2 separate regions of the Homo sapiens genome follow, and region 1 is linked to region 2. A link is an interaction called in ENCODE POLR2A ChIA-PET data of the cell type or tissue named here. Cell type or tissue: PC-3. All regions are shown on one strand.

Region 1 (2,500 bases), 450 kb after region 2:
ACAACTACCTCGTCCCCATTTTACAGAAGAGGACACAGGCATAGAAGGTTAAGTCATGAGCCCAAGGCCCCAGAGCCATTAAGTGGTGGAATCCCCTGCTCCCACCTTCTTCCGGAGGAAGGATGAAAATTATTTACATTTTACCTGGGGATTCCTAGAGATTGAATTACCCTTAGGACCTAAAGAGGTGTGTCAAACAGTGGAATTTCAGCTGTACTGATGGGCAGGAGAAATGTTTAGGGCAGGAAGCTTCAGCTCTTGCCAGGGAACAGAACTCCAAAAGTCACAGGTTCTGGGAGCTGTAAGCTGTAAAAACGAGCTTTGAGTGTGAGAGAAGCAAACAAATTGTCCAAAGTGAAGCCCTGCGAGAAAAGCAGGGGGAGTTATCTTGGAAGCCGTTAAGAGCTGTTTTCTTGCCTTGGTCCTGAGATCTGGGCTCCTAACTCTGGAGCTTCCTGGGCCACTTGCCCTTCCTGTCCTGGTTGTGAATGTGAGCACGTGAGGGCCAGCGTGTTTAGCTTGTGTGTCTGCACAATTCTGCTGGTGCCTGATGATAGCTGAGTACATGTGTATATTTATTGGCTTATTTCAGTGTATTTGTATGTTAGCTTGTATGTTTCATGGCTGTGTATGTGTGTATTCGTGTGTGTGCTGATCAATGTGTATGTGTTTGTGTGTGTCTGTATGTGTGGTGGCACTGGGGTACTTGTATGCTTACACATACATTTCTTTGTGGGATGCCTTTCCTGTGTGCATTTGTATGCATGCCTGTCCTTGAACTTGTGTATGTTTCTGGCCCTGTATATTTCTCTATGAGAACATGTTTAAGTGTGTCTTTCCAGGCAGTATTTTAACTCAACAGTGACCCTAGAGTGTCAGGGTCCAGCCTCTTCCTGGGGCTTCCCTGAAGGCTCTCAAGGCCTATGAATTGGTTTTCTTTGTTTGACTTAAGTAGTCTGGCTACCTTCTCCAGGCGGAATATGTGGCGATCTCACTGGTATGAGATTGTAGAGGATTCTGTGGGCATAGGGTGGCCTGTGAGTAGGTGGCCACCAGGAAGTCACCAACTTAATCCCAGCTTAAGGTGCCTCCCCTCTTTCGCCTGTCACAGTGTCTGACATTCCATTAGTGAGTCATTCTCCAGCTGGGACTCTCTTTGATGGTGCATACCCTTGAGGGGAGGAGGCCAGAGAAGCCCGGCAGCCTGCTGAGGGTAGAGACCGGGGAACAGGGAAGGGGAGGGCAGGAGGAATGACGCATCTGAAGGATTTGGGCAAAGCCAGAGAATTCCCTGATGCCATTAGTGCCTAGCTTGGGGCGGCCCAGGCACCCTGGCCCTGGCAGCTGCTCTGACTTTATAGAATCATCAAATATCAGCGCTGGAAAGGAGCTTGGTGATCACCCAGTCTAGCCCCTAGTGTTGTAGATGGGAAGACTGTGGCCCAGAAAGAGGAAGTGTGGGCAGACTGGGAGGTTCTTGAAGCGTGGATGCTGAAGATGCAAAGAGCACTGGGCAAGGAGCAGGGGACCCAGGTTCTAATGGCTCCGCCTGGTGACGCTGGGCAGGTCCCACTGCCCTCTGGGCCTCAGATGTCTCCTCAGTGTCACTGGCCTGGCTGCCCTCTGTGGGCCCTCCTGACTCTCACTCTGTGACTCTGGAAGCAGGACCCCCACCACCCCCAGCCCTTTTCTAGTGCCCCCACCAGCCTGCCGCGGTGTCAGGTCGGCCTGCCAGCTCATGCACCCAGCATCTCTCCCCTCCTGGAGCCGAGAGAGGTGGCAGGATCTGGATGGGATCTTCTCCTCCCTTTCCTGTTTATTTAGATGTGCTTTTGGCATTCGGGCAAAGCCCCAGAAAGATATTGAGAGACATGCCTGTCAAAACAGTCTCCCTTCTCCAAGGCTCTCTCTTTGGGGATGGGCCTTAGAAACTGCCATGGGAGGAGCCGGGCCTTGGCGGAGGGAGGGCCCACAGGGTTCTGCCTCCATCCTGAGTACTGTCTTGGGGTTCCCCAGTGGGCAGCTGAGAGCTTAACGGGTGACAAAGTTCTGCCAGGCCCACATGCCCATCTGCAGCAGCCCAGGTCAGTCTGTTGAAAGGGGAGAGGGTGATGAAGACAGGCCTGGAGGAAGAATGCAAGGACAAATAGATGCTGGGCTTGGGGGAAGGAACCCGCCCTTGATTGAGCACCTACTATGTGCTAGGCATGTTGCTCAGTGCTTCGTATTCAGTTGAGAAGCAGTGCCTTTGAGACCATTGGTGACGTGGGGCTCCCGGGTGTCCAGGTGGCGGTGCTGAAATGCAGATCCCTGGTTCCCTAGGGGCTGCCTCCTCGGCTGGGAGTGTGGCACAGACAAGGACAGCACTGGGCAAGGTTCCCCTCCCTGGGGGTGGGAAGCCTCCAGGTCTTCACTGGGAGCCCCTGTGGGACAGCTCTGCACTCAGGGAGTGAGCGGGCCTCCCTTTCTTCCCTCCCGCCTTGGCTTTGGTCCTTGAGGC
Region 2 (2,500 bases):
TGAGCTCCCACCACCAGCGGGCTTGGGTAGTTTGGGTGTGGCCCATTCATAACCCCACACATCGCCTGCAGCGCCATCATCTTGACATAGCATTTTCCCTGTGTGTCTGCACATTGTCTTCCCTCTGTATTTGTCTGTTTCTGTGTCCAAATTCCCCTTTTTAAGTGACATCAGTCACATTATATTACTATTAGGGCCTAGCCTGATTACCTCATTTTAACTTGATTATTTCTGTAAAGACCCTATTTCCAATTAAGGTTGCATTCAGACATCCTAGAGGACAGGACTTCAACACTGTTTTGTGTAGGGGTTGGGGATTCAACTCATAACAATTCAACTCATAACAAAGTCTGCTGTCTGCAATCAGCTCTTGGGTGCTGATATCTATATGCTCTGTAACAGAAGCAAACCTAAGCAAAGAAAGAGAATGTACTGGAAGTATATTGGGTGGCTCCTGGAACCAAAAGAGAACTTCAACAATCAGGCCTCGGGAGAGGCAAAAATTCCTGGACATCTCTTTAGGGCCTGCTTTCCAGATGATTCTGCGTCAATATCCTTCTGGCCAAGTATCCTTTTTCTCAAGATACAAATTCTTGGAAGAGTCAGTTGGGTTAGCTTGTGGTGGAACCAGGACCTGTTTGGGGCTTGTGAGTGGGATCAAGTGACGGACAATCCTGCTAGGGCCTCATGGGGTAGAGGAGGGGCAGTTCTCCAAAAGAAAGTGAGGGGCGGCCACTAAAGATGGGGGAGGCATGTGATGTGCAGGTGAAACCGCAGGAGTTTGCTACACATTGTACTTTGTTTAAGAAAGACTTCTGCTCTGCAGCTGTGTTTCTAAATGTTATGGCACTTAAAGGAGCCATTTTAGTCATCTGGAAAACGCAGAGTTGTGGGGAAATGCAGTGTCATGTGTTAAAAAGAGCACTCTTGGTGAAATCAGGAGAGCAGGTTTTGTTTGGCTTTTTTAAATATTTGCAGATGGTATAATTCCATCTTGAAAACAAGGGAATCAACTGAAAAGCTCTTGGAAACAGGAAACTTCAACCAAGTATCAAGTTACTAACTGGAAATAAAAATAATGCCATACAGATCAATTAGAAAGAAAGCATAAAAGAACCAAAGATGTTATTCAACTTAGCTACAAAGGCAGCTTGTAAAAGAATAAACTCGGAAAGAAGTGCAAAGGGCATCTATTAAGAGAAAACATCAGATTCTCCTTGGAGGCGTAAAAGACAAAGGGTAGAAAAACTTGGGATAATAAAGATGTAATTTCTCCCTAGGTAAATGGATTAATTCACTGAAAGATTTCAGGTGAGCAAACAAACAAAATCAAATCTGAGCCAATCAAAATCCTAATTAGGTCTTTTAACTTGAAAATATGAGTCTAAAACTCATAGGAAGAGTCCCTGTCCGTGGATGTCATATCCTCAGCCAAAAAACTTCCCCACAGGTTTTGATTTTTGGTTCTGTCATTTAATGATCTGTGAGACCTTGGGGCAGGTAATGTAACCTCTTCGGGCCTTAGTTTTTTCTCTTGTGAAGAGGGATAATCCTATCTTTCTGCTTAACAGAGCTGTAGCAATGATCATGTGAGAGAAAGTATTTGGAAGTGTCTTATAAACTGTAAAGCACGTTTCATGCTATAGTTGCTATTTTTATTCTTCCATGATGCCAGATAAATAGGAAAAATCACAATGCAAAAGGAGTCCATTGCTCTGCAAGAAGATAAACACCTCTTATTAAACTCGGATACATCATGATTTGTAAATATTTGATTCCTGTGAAGGAGAGAAAAAAGCTAATGCAAGCTGTTTGCTGCTCAGTAAGTGAGGGCTCACTCTCTGGTTATGGAACTGAGCAAAATGCTTATGGCCTCCCCTCTGTCTCCAACCCCACACCCCTGTGTTGTCATCTGTAGAGTGAAAGGTTTTGGACTTCAGGGTGTTTGACAGCATGAACTTTGGGTCTCTACAGATCTTGGTTCAAAATGTAGTGCCAGCAATTACTTTGGACAACTTATTATTTCTTTTCTTGGGTTCCAAAATCCATCAGACAGGCATGATAATAATCTCTATTATTATATCTATTAGTATTTCTCAAAGGGATGATACCTACCTCATCAATCTTCAGGAAGACTTGAGAGTTAAATGGGATAATAAATACTAAGTGCCTGGAACCTAGTAAAAGCTCAATAAATGAGCATTGTAAATAATTAACTATCATAATTACCATCATTATTATTACTCTAAGGGCCTTTGCAGCTTTAAAATCTAGGATAACATGTCAGAGAAAAGCTAAAACAGGGAGGAAACAGAAAAGATTCCCTTAATACGGCTTGAATCAGTACTTGCAAGGGAGAGATTTTTCTGGAAGATGGCTTGTGTATTCATCATAAGGCCTCATTTAACCTTGGTGACTCACAGAGTTCGGCTGGGCCTGCTGTCCTCTGGAAAAAGGGGGATAGAGGAGTAACGAACCAAATGGGGCTAGACAGGGGAAA

The links. Peaks named below come from ENCODE experiments on the same cell type or tissue, not always from the same donor. Only the 100,000 strongest peaks of a DNase experiment are listed, where the experiment ranks them.
Region 1: POLR2A ChIA-PET joins it to region 2 with 7 read pairs; 2 of 35 experiments call an interaction of 5 or more read pairs at or near these places.

Annotation. Positions count from the first base shown.
Region 1 is chr9:121,691,641-121,694,140 of GRCh38, forward strand. All of the region lies in intron 2 of DAB2IP (DAB2 interacting protein), which reads left to right. Among named protein-coding and RNA genes, the nearest start is that of DAB2IP, 41 kb to the left of the region's middle. In PC-3, no CTCF peak of the experiment used is centred here; a DNase peak (open chromatin) is centred at 1,151.
Region 2 is chr9:121,240,002-121,242,501 of GRCh38, forward strand. It overlaps a transcript of GSN not described here and the pseudogene LOC645482. Among named protein-coding and RNA genes, the nearest start is that of GSN, 27 kb to the right of the region's middle. In PC-3, no CTCF peak of the experiment used is centred here; no DNase peak of the experiment used is centred here.